Regions from separate parts of the Homo sapiens genome. Here region 2 is linked to region 1. Evidence: chromatin contacts called from ENCODE Hi-C data. All regions are on one chromosome and are shown on one strand. The core of a region is the stretch at or near the end of the contact, and the rest is flanking DNA. Distances in the headings are between cores, read along the strand shown. Region 1 has its middle 380 kb from the start of CRIM1-DT. Region 2 has its middle 300 kb from the start of CRIM1-DT.

What was found. Hi-C counts contacts between places; a loop is a spot of excess contacts on that map. Pooled maps may share reads with other maps.
Region 2: a loop to region 1 is called in a map of endothelial cell of umbilical vein, with 4 times the contacts of the local background. The contact joins two enhancer-like sites. A Hi-C loop is called at or near these places in 1 of 168 maps with a recorded cell type or tissue (endothelial cell of umbilical vein), 13 of 37 single-sample maps with no recorded cell type and 5 of 50 pooled maps.

The regions. Positions count from the first base shown.
Region 1 is chr2:35,971,977-35,977,761 of GRCh38, forward strand. No RefSeq gene overlaps it. Among named protein-coding and RNA genes, the nearest start is that of CRIM1-DT, 380 kb to the right of the region's middle. Within about 2 kb of position 1,940, at least 3 of the 41 ENCODE cell types and tissues checked have a DNase peak (open chromatin) inside an H3K27ac peak, as active enhancers do; they include endothelial cell of umbilical vein, where a contact is called at or near this core.
Region 2 is chr2:36,055,713-36,061,573 of GRCh38, forward strand. No RefSeq gene overlaps it. Among named protein-coding and RNA genes, the nearest start is that of CRIM1-DT, 300 kb to the right of the region's middle. RefSeq lists an enhancer at 4,064-4,113. Within about 2 kb of position 4,164, at least 3 of the 41 ENCODE cell types and tissues checked have a DNase peak (open chromatin) inside an H3K27ac peak, as active enhancers do; they include endothelial cell of umbilical vein, where a contact is called at or near this core.

The sequences.
Region 1 (5,785 bases), core at 690-3,189:
TTTCTAGTTGTGTGTGTTATACGTGAACACATATATGTGTTCTTTTACTTTTAATTTCCAGCTGACATGTTTACTGTGTATAGTCTATGCTTTTATACTAAACACTATTTTTGATATTCATATGTGCTGATGCATGTAGCTGTGGCTTCATTTTCTATGATCTATCAACATATGAATATACTAAAATATAGTATGGCCATCTTACTGCTGATGAACATTTGCGCTGCTTCCACTTTTTTGCTATTACAAAAATTTTGCACAGGGTGGTGTTATACACATCGTCAGGTATACACGTGCCCCTGTTTCTGTAAGCTCTGTGTATCTACAAGTGAAATTTTCGAAGTCTTTGGTATGGAAATTTTAAAACTTAAAAGATAATTTCAAATAGGTTTTCAAAGAGCTCTTTTCAATACACTCTGAAACACAGCCCATGAGAGTTTCCATTGCTCAACATACTTATCAATATTTAGTTCTATCCAACTTATAAATTTTAGCCACTATGGTGGATGAAAATCTTATTTTATTGTACTTAATCTGCCTTTCCCTGACTACTAAGGAGGCTAAGCATATTTTCATATGTTTGTGGGTCATGCATATTTCCCCTAGCAAAAAGTATCTATATATACTTATTGCCCATTTTTCTACAATGTTGCCTTTTTAAATTTATAGGCATTCTTTATATAGTATGGGTATTAATAATATCTTGGTTATGATGTTTATCAAATAGCTTGGCTTATCTCTTTCTCTCAATGGTCACTTTTGAAGACCAGAAGTTTTTCATTTGAATATAAGCAAATTTCTCAGTCTTTTCCTTATCATAAGAGCTCTTTGTGTCTTGTATAAAAATTCCTCTATACTGCAAGGATGTGCCTTTATTCTCCCTTGTTCTTTTCTGAAGTTTTACAATTTTACTTCTGTTATTTGTTATTGTTCCAATTGAATTTGATGTTTGTGTATGTTATGAAGTAGAGATTCATATTCACCTTTCCATTCAACAGTATTCCCAGTATCATTTATTGAGGAGTCCCTTTTTTACTCTCTGTTCAGCCACACCAGTTCCTTTAATTATCATACTTTCATATTTGAGCATGAATCCATTTTTAAGCCCACTATTCCAGTCCATTGTTACATGTGAACTGGCGGATCTCCTTTTTAGGTTGCTGCTATAAATATAGTCCCACTCCCTACATTTTCTGGTCTCTGTGGCTTTTTAGACTTTCTGGCTTTAACTCTCAGTTTCATATTCACAAAAAGAGGATCCAATGGACCCAAATTAATCAGATGTCTACTCCAAGTCCCATTAGATATAACATGGGATCAGAGTCTCCACATAGCACATATATGGCCACTAGGGGCCCACCTCTACCTCCAGACAAGATGAAGCCTTTTGTTCCCAGGAATGGTAGAAGCATCATACTGTAACCATTCACAATCTCAGAAAAGTTTGACCAAATTCTTTTCAGAAGCTTCTCAGCAAAGAGCCCCCAAAATAATTCTGAAAATAAAATATACTTATTAACAAGACAAGGATTTATTCGAATGATAATTGATAATACTCCAGAGGGTGCTATGGAAGGAGCATGTGTATGTTGATGGCAGGAACTTAAGTTCATACAACTTTTCCAGAGAGCAAATAGGCAGTATCTATCAAACACTTTAAAAAGGTGTAGACCTTGTGATTGAATAATTCTAAGACATTATCTTATGAGAATAATCATAAGTTTATGAAAAGATGTCTTAGGGCAGTTTTCCCAGAAGCAGACCCCAGGCAGGGATTTATTGCCAGTGATTTATCAAGGAAATGCTCCCATGGGAAAGTGGTAAACAAGTGAAGGAAGTAGAAGGAGAAAAAGAGAGGAAGCCAAGTAAGGGTGCGATTTCAGGGAACGTTCCAGGCAAGCGTCAGCTGATTCTTCAGGGAAACTCAGGAGTTGAAGTCATGCCTTGGTGTTGTCCCATCAGAGACAAAGTTCCTGTGCAGTCATAGCTGGACACCTGCCAGTCATTGTTTAAGCACTGAATTTCCAAGGCACTTAATGACGTTGTTACAACAGGTGTTTTATTCACAGAGTTAATTATAATAGCAAAAAGAAACCAAAACAAAACTGAAATGATGTAATTAACCATAAAAAATAATAAAAATATCATCATTAAACATCTAAAACTTAATATTTAATAATATTTAATATTTAATAAAATGGCAAAATGATCATGACCATGCGTTTTAAATAGCAAAATATAAAATTATGCACACAGTAAGAGCTAAATTATATTGTAGGGAGGGAGGGATCCCACATTAACATGTATGAATATAAATAGGTAAGTTGCATCAGGCTTGATGCCGAATCCCTTGTGGACACATTTAGATGCCTCAGAATTGGCCAAATGAAGTTTTCTGTAACCTCACAATATGTGGCTAAAATTTAGATGAAGCATGAAAAATTTCAGCAAACAAGACTTTAAAATATATACATATAAGAAATAGAAATTTTAAATGGAAATGACTTTTTCAACCTTAACTATAGGATTGGCACTTTCACATTACTGTGTAATCCATTTAACATCCCTGGGCAACAAAGAACTTTATCATCCATGGTTTACACCTGTTTCAAGCAGCATTTTTCTGATCTCTTTTAAAAAATGAATTCTAGATTATACCAGATTATTTAATTTTATATATATATATATATATATACACACACACACACACACACACACACACACACATGACCCCATCACATTCTTTACATTAGGGTTTATTTTACTATAGTAACAGTCCTCACAGTAAAGCAGAATCTGAAAATGCATGTAGAACTGTAAATTAAATGTTAAATATCTCATTTTATTTTATTGCCTCTAACAAAAATGAATCATTTATTTTAAAGTTATTTAAAGGTTATTCTAGAGATATATAGCAAGAGCATTATCCTAACTATGGGTAAGAAATTTGCTTTGAAAGATAATTTATTTATTTTAAAAATTATTTATTTTTTATTGCTTATCAGCTTAAGGAGATTTTGGGCTGAGACGATGGGGTTTTCTAAATTATACAATCTTGTCATCTGGAAACAGACAATTTGACTTCCTGTCTTCCTATTTGAATACTCTTTTTTTTCCACACATTATTCCTCACTTTTGAAATCAACTGTATTCTTCTTTCATGTTTTCAGACACTATTTATTTTCCAAGACCCAACTCCAATCCCACCTCTGGTGATATTTCTTCAAATATGTTAGTTTGGATTTCTTCTCATCTCTTCACTTACAGGCACTGCTACACAGTTTACTTCCTGAATGGTCTTGGTTTAATATATACCTTACATCTTGTTTTGCTCCCAGCTAGACGGTAAAATTAGAGAGGGTAAATACTCTAGATTCTATTCTTGTCTATACAGCAACCATTACAGTTAAGGGATTATAGTAGGTTTGAATATATATATATATGTGTGTGTGTGTGTGTGTGTGTGTGTGTGTGTGTGTGTGTGTGTATACACATACATACATACATATGTATGCATTGGCTAGTAATACTTTGTCTCTATTCTATAGAAAACAATTTACTGTCTAGTTGGATAAACAGCCAATGAAATTAATGATTGCAATATGCTAGATAGATAATTTTAGCATGAAGAACAGCCATTATCACAGAGAAAATGTAGAACCACCAAAGGATTTTGCCCATAGAGCGACATGATTAAGTTGCATTTTTTTAAAGTCACTGTCAGCATGATGGCTGGAGATGGGGAAGCTACAGTGATAAGCCAGGCACTTGTCTAATGGCAGTGGCACTGTAGAGAGACAAAGAGATTAGATAAATACTTAGGAGGTATAATTAATAGGCACAGCTGTGGAACATATAGGGAGGTTTAAATGGCAGTTTTCAGGCTTGAACAGTGGAGTGAACAGACATATTATTTAAGAGAAAAGAAGAACAGATATGGGAAGATGATGGCTTCATGTTTGATCATGTTGAGACTGCGGTATTGAATAGCCAAGTAGAGATGTTCAGGAAAATATGCTAAGATGAATGTCACAAGAAAAATGTTTGATGGAGTTGAAGATTTAGAAATCACTTGCATATAGATATTAATTATAATTTAAAACCATGGAAGTAGATGGGCTCTACCCAAAAAAAGAGGACATGATAAAAAGAGAAAAGGACCTAAAACCCCAAGAAGTACCAACATTTAAAAGTTAAATAGAATAGGAGCTCTCAAAGTAGACTGAAATGAGAGACCAGAGAAACAGAAGGAAAATCAGGGGAGTGAGATCTTTGGAAGACAAGAGAAGAGAGCGCTTAAAGGAGCAGTTAGTAGCTTATAATGTTAAATGTTCCCAAATGACCAAACAAGAAAAGGACTGAAATGTGGGCATTTAATTTATAGATAAAGGTCATTCTTGACCCAAATGATTGTGGTGATGTAGCAAAGGCAGGGCCAAATGAGAGTAGGAGAAGTGAATGGAAGGTAAGAGAGTAAATACATCAAGTAGAGAGAACTCCTTCAATTGTCTATTCTTTTGTCTATTCTATTTACACTGTGGAGTATATTACAGAGTTAGTTGGTTTTCTAAGTCAGTATAAGGCCCAATCAAGGTTAAAGTTTATGCAGATTAACTGTTATTTTTAACAACAATCTATTAATCTATTAAGAAGTCCTTAAAATAGATTACAAGGACTTCTTTGATTTGTCTCTTATGTGGCTGAATTCCTTGATCTTTGAGGCCACTCCCCAGCATCTCATCATGTTTACGTCCTGTTACCCGAAAGTACCAGAGTGTTTCAGGCTTCCCATTTTTATACACAATGCTTTTCTCTGCATGCATTGCATTTCACGTCATACTTTCTCCACCTGACAAACTCCTCCACATCCTTTTATGATTCATTCAGCTCCCCTTCTCTTCAAAGCCTCCCATGATATTTTTCTCCTTCGATGTAAGAGAGATGCCTCTAATACCAACACCGTGCTTTGTATCTGTCTCTTTTATGGCAACTGTATAGTCCAAATCCACACACTTTGAGTATTTCCTTAAAGGACTTTGCCACATTTTCTTTGAATAGAGACAAATTCCTCAGAAAATCATAGTTAGCAATGCCTATTTTATTATAATCCACTGAGATCTTATATTTTCCACAGCAAGGAGAGGTATTTTATGTTACAATACCTAAAAATAATTTTTGGTTGTTTCTAATATTAAGCAGAGATGACGTGTATGAATACCATCAATATCTGAAATGAACTGTAGCACACACTTCCATAATGGAAATAGTTCTTAAGGTCAATTTAACCATTTACTGAATTTTCCCATGTCTCACAAATGTTATCAGCTTTAGGAAGTAATGAGTGTGTCACTCCCAGATGAAGTTTAGAAGTATTAGGAGCCACCATGTTGGAAATGAATATGAGGGGAAAAAAAGCTCTATAGGAAATAAGGATTTGGGAGAAAGTAAAGAATGATCTTTCTGTCCCTCAAGGAAGAAAACAACTCTAATGGTGATGCTATAATGTGCAAGAAATGGTAAAAGATAATAATCCTCTTCCAAACTATTAGCCATCATTAAGTGGAAAATAAAAGTAAAAATAAAGAAAGTAAATTATATAATCTTCAAATTCAGCTGACGTATTGATGAACTAAAATGATAGGAAATAAGATAAAAATGCATTGTTAGTAAAATGCATGAAAGGGAGATTCCATCCTGAATATAGATACTAGTCAGATATTAGAATTACAGAGATTATTATGCAAAATATAATCATTCTGGAGGAAAATAGTATGATCAATTTTGT
Region 2 (5,861 bases), core at 2,914-5,413, 86 kb after region 1:
AGGTAGTCATTATTCCTGTCAATTTTTTTAAATAAATTATCAACACCATTGCAGAGTCAAATAACTTCTTAATCCAATAAACATTTACTCTAAATGCTAGAGGGGAAAATCTCTGCCCAGATAGTTTGGAAAAAGTAGTGTTTTTTTGCTATTTACTGTGTGAGAAGAGCAGAAGGAAATGGGGACATAGAAGAGGAAAAAAGGATCAGGAGTGGAGAATCTTCACTGGATTGCTGTAGGGCCAGTCTCTTTTAAACTCGAAAACTCCATGACTCTTACATGCATTACAGTGGCCTTTTTATTTATTTATTTATTTATTTATTTATTTATTTATTTATTTTTTATTATACTTTAAGTTCTGGGATACATGTGCAGAACATGCAGGTTTGTTACATAGGTATATACATGCCATGGTGGTTTGCTGCACCCATCAACCTGTCATCTACATTAGGTATTTCTCCTAATGCTCTCCCTCCTGTAGCACCCCACACGCCGACAGGCCCTGGTGTGTGATGTTCCCCTCCCTGTTTCCATGTATTCTCATTGTTCAACTCCCACTCATGAGTGAGAACATGTGGTATTTGGTTCTCTGTTACTTTACAGAGAATGATGGTTTCCAGCTTCATCCATGTCCCTGCAAAGGAAATGAACTCATCCTTTTTTATGGCTGCATAGTATTCCATGGTGTATATGTGCCACATTTACTTTATCCAGTCTATCATTGATGGGCGTTTGGGTTAAGTCACTCAGATATACACCGGCTCTTTCAGTAACCACCCCCCAACCCAGTTTTAAAATAATGTCCCTTTTCTGATTCTTTCCCTCCCTTAAGTTGCTGTTGTGGATTTCTAATGTAACAGTAAACAATCTGATATACCCATTTCCATCAAGTACTATGAATTTGGTTCTTGGTTCATGAATGGTGGCTAGATTTTTTATGAAGGCAGGAAGGAAGAAGGAGGGAGGTAAACAAAGAGAAAGATAAAAGGAAATAAGGAAGTAAAGAAAGAAGGGAGGGAAGAAGGTAAAGAAAGAAGGGAGGGAAGAGACTAAAGAAAGGAAGAAGGGAGGGAGGAAGGGAAAGAAGAAAGAAAGAAAGAAAGAGACAGAAAGAAAGAAAGAAAAGAAAGAAAGAAGAAAGAGAGAGAGAGAAAGAAAAGAAAGAAAGAAGAAAGAGAGAAAGAGAAAGGAAGAAAGAAAGAATCATAGAAACAAAGAAAAAGAAAGAAAGGAAAGAAAGAAAGAAACATAGAAACAAAGAAAGAAAGAAGAGAGGAGGGAGGGAGAGAGGGAGAGAGGGAGGGAGGGAGGAAAGGAAGGAAGGAAGGAAGAAGGAAGGAAGGAAGAAGGAAGGAAGGAAGGAAGGAAGTCAGTCTCCAAAATCTCTCTCTCTATATATGTGTGTGTGTGTGTGTGTGTGTCTGTGTGTGTGTGTGTGTGATTCCAGAAATTACGAAGGTGAGGTATATATGCAAAGAGTATGCATTGATGGGGGATGGAGTTTCAGGGAAATATTAGGTTTCTTTTTTGGTATTTCCTATGCACCCCAAGTAGATGGTGGCCCATTTTACTTAACCTTGCTGTGACTCTGGGACAAGACTTTTCCCTAACACAATTGGATTATTCTTTCACCATTTGCTAGCTATTTCTTTAGGAGATATCTGAGGCACACTTAGCTCAGTCGCTTAGCTTTTTCAGCAACTGGGATATAGAAAACAGGATTCTGATCTTGCCGTCAGAAGACCTGAATTATTTCTATTACCAGCTATGTGACCTTGGTGAGTTACTTAAATCCTTCTGAGTCTCAAAACTAGTTCCCGTAAAATTCTTAAAATAAGACCTAACTCATAGGTTGTATGTGCCATACCAGCTGTGAAATTGGAGGTCATGAGGTATACAGTCTAAAGCAAAGAGGACAAATTAATTTCAACTCAAGGAACACATCTAGTTAAATTACAATAACTACCTGTAAAGCTTAGAAGGAATGTGGGCCATGGCCAAGCTCAGGAGTGGGAATATGAGTGACACATAAGTGCCATCCCTGATATCAGGTATTATTTATTATTTAACTTTCAAAGGACTATCTCAGGTGTCATCTCATTCCTTCATGATTGATCGAACCTAATCAGTCTGCTCCCTTAATATAATAGAGAAGTCAGATCTGTAAGTTTACTCACTCAATGAGAAGCTGTTTAAATAAAAATATCAATAAGTGTAAACAGTACTATGTTTTACCATCTTTTTTTATTCTTCAAAATCAGATAGTCTATGGAAAAAAAAAAAACACCAGTCAAAGACATCTAGCAAAACTCTTCTTAAGATGAAAAAAGTTTTTAATACTTCAATCTGTGGTTTTTGTTCTTTATGGGCAGAGGGCAACATCTGACATTGTTTTCCTTTTTAACAGTCAATGTGACTATTTGACTCAAAGAGAGGATTCAAGTGCAGTAGAATAAAGCTGCTAGAGAAATAAAGCAGGAAGTTTCAAATTAAAGAAGAATGGAGTGGAGATTGTGAGGAAATGCAGATCAAAGTGACAGGGTTGAGGGGAGAAGAAGGGACAAAAGAAATGGCAGATAAGAGCAGAAAGACCAAAGCCAGGGTAAAGTGCAGTGAAAAGGAAAGAAGTCAGAAGGAAATATGTTTTCATTTATACTACTCCGGAAGGGTATTTTAAAAGGAATATGATGTCACTTCCGTGTCGGTATAGCAAAGATATTTCATAATACATAATTGTATTCCTTTTTGTCCATCAGGACCAAATTATTGCTTTCTCTAGAATTAATTTTTCTACTTTTTAGCAGAGCTTCAGAGAAATACTAAAATGATTTCATTTTTAAGAACTCATGTTTACTTATGGCACCCTTAAGAACATTCCCAAGATAAATATAAACAAATCTAATCTTACTCTCACAATGTGCTTCCCATGAAGTTTAGTCACTGAAATAGATGTACCACACAAAGGAGAATCAGTGCCAAACCTAATCTCACACTTTTAAGAATCATAAATCTTTACTTTTTAAATGAACATTCAAGCAACAATGATGTCCCTGTTACAGAAGTAATGTTACTTTAAAATGTTGCATTCCTTGACAAGTTTGCAAGTATGAACATAACACTTGTGGATCTTACTAGTGACAAAAAAAGGAATTTGCAGTTACTTTTAGTTTTAGTTTTATTTGCATTTGAACATTACAATAGATTGGAATTTTGGAATTTGTCTAGACTACAAAATTTTGCTCAGGAAAGTATAGATATGTTTCCCTTGCCCCGAAGAATGAATTTCTACTGTACTCTGTGATTGCATCTCGCAAATGAATCTTTATAGAGGAAGACTCTCTGCATATGCCTATGTCTCACACAGTCAGCTCAGCATATGTGACCATCTCAGTCCTCAGCCTGCCTCCCAGGTAGTTCCCTAAAAGTGTCCCACAGGCAACTCTGGCCTCAACTAGTAACAGATTTTGCTAGATTGTTTCACTTCCCAGGGGTGTGATTCAACATGATACATGATCTGACTCATGTAATAGGTCTACAAATTTTTTATTAAAATGTGACTTATGAAACAGTGCAAACATTCAGTATAGATCAAAGGCTTAGCAAACTATATATTCATTAGCTGGAATATTATACAGCCATCACAGATTATATTTAAACACATTTTTAAAGATAAAATAACAATTTTTAAAAATCAGTATTCAAAATTGTATATATGCTATAATTGTATATATATAGTGGGAAAAATAAAATTAAGCTTGTATAAAAATAAAACTAAGCATGTGTAAAAAGAAATATACGGTAACTGTGACTAGGTAGCTGGACTGTAGTGATTTTTTTATCTATATTTCTATTTATTTTCAGCATTTGCTTAAATGAGATTATGCTGCTTTAATAATGAATATGCTTGTATTTTAAAGTATTTGACAAAAAGGCCGATTTTGTTTTTGTTTTTCCTCTTAAATTTATTTTTTACTTTTTTTTTTTTTTTCTAATGAGGGAGGATCAAGGCAAAGCATAGCAAGGGTCAAAAACAGGAAGATTCAAGTTGGGGACCTAGGATCAGATATGGAAGCTGCCATAAAGAGATAAGAAAGCAAGTAAGCAAGTAAGCACAGCTGCAGGTTTATTGCTATAGGTCAAAGTTACAAACTGAGATCAGCCCACCAAGAGATAGAAAGAGGAACAGAAACTTAGCTCTAAGACCAGAAAAGGAGGAAAGGAAGAGGAGGCAACACCCTAGTATATCATGGGACATCTCATATGTAACTCATTGAGTCTTCATATTTTCTTTCTTTCTTCATACTTCTTTCATGAACTTTGGAGAGAGCTAAGAACCAGACAGGACTTTAAACTTTGGAGAGAACTAAGAACCAGCCAAAGCTTATGGCCCTTTAATCATTCAGTATAAATTCCTCCAGGGCCAAGCACCATCTCTGGCACTGGGGAAGCAACAACGAACAAAAAAGGATAGCCCCACACTCCTGGGGTTGATAGTCTTGATGGGGAGAGTTGACAAAAATATAGAAAAATTAATCAGTTAGATAACTAGCTAGTGTCAGGAACGAATAAGGGCATAAAGACAATAAGATAGGATCACATGACCAGGAAGTGTACTTCCCACAGTCAGGGCAGAACTTTTTAAAGAGGTAACACCCGAATTGAAGCATGATGATACAAAAACCAGTAAAGACCTGAGGGAAGGATGTTACAGCTTTAGAGGACAATCTCACATCAAGCCAGCTCCTGCAGAACACAAGAACCTCAGTGAGAGGAGATAAACCAAGGCGGGGAGTCTGTTAAAGAAGACAAGGAGGACACTTGCTCTCATCTCAACTCTGGGTGAAAGAAATTGGGAGGTAGAAAAGTTTCCCTGAAAATTTATGTTTACAAACTGGAACTCACTTGGGTTATAGCCAGAATATACACTACTAGTATAGTGGGGAGGATATAAAGCTTAGAAGTTAGTTTGAACTTAGTGTTTACTTTTCATAAACAAAAGAAAATTAACTTTAGAGGAAAGCAACTTAAAACTGGTCCTCAAAAAAACTCCTACAGGTTATGTTCCATAAAACATGTGTTCACAGAAAACAAAAACAACAGACTCAGAAAGACTGCCAATATTAGGATTATCAAATGGGTAGCCTAAATAATTATCCTTAATGCAGTTATAAAAACTAAAGTATCTGTCTCAAGTATAATAGAAACAGTAGACTGAAAATAATGAAACATACTTGGGAAAGAATTAAATAAAGCTTCTAGAAAAAAATCAAACAAATATTTTAAAAACTGAAATTACAAAATCAACAAATGGATTAAAGAGCAGATTAGGCACAAATGGGAAAACACATATAAAACTACTTTTTAGAGTAAATATAAAGTACTCAACAAAATTAGGGATTAATAGAATTATGCATGCAAAGCTGGCTATCCCAGATTACTACCAAATAGAATGTTAGAGAAGAGAGTATTTCTAGAGGTTAGCTTATCAAGCATCCTCTCAGAACAAAAATTCCCCCCTGGAGGCTCCTTTTATTCAGAGTGTGAGCTCCAAGACAGAAGGGACCAGTGTGACTTATTCACCAGCAGATCTCCAGCATTGGAAATAGTTGTTGGTTAAGTGCTCAATACACATTTGTTAACCGAATGAGTGAATAAATGAATAATGACATATTTAATAATAGTTGGTAGAAAGCCTACAATGATATTTGGAAACTTTAGTCTAATTCTGGGAATACACATCTCTAAAACATCTGGTTTAAAAAAATGAAAGATTCAGCCCACTAGAAAATAATTTTTGTGCCAAATGCCAAGAGATTGACATATAGAGATTTGAGTTTCTGTATATCACTGAATGGTTTGAC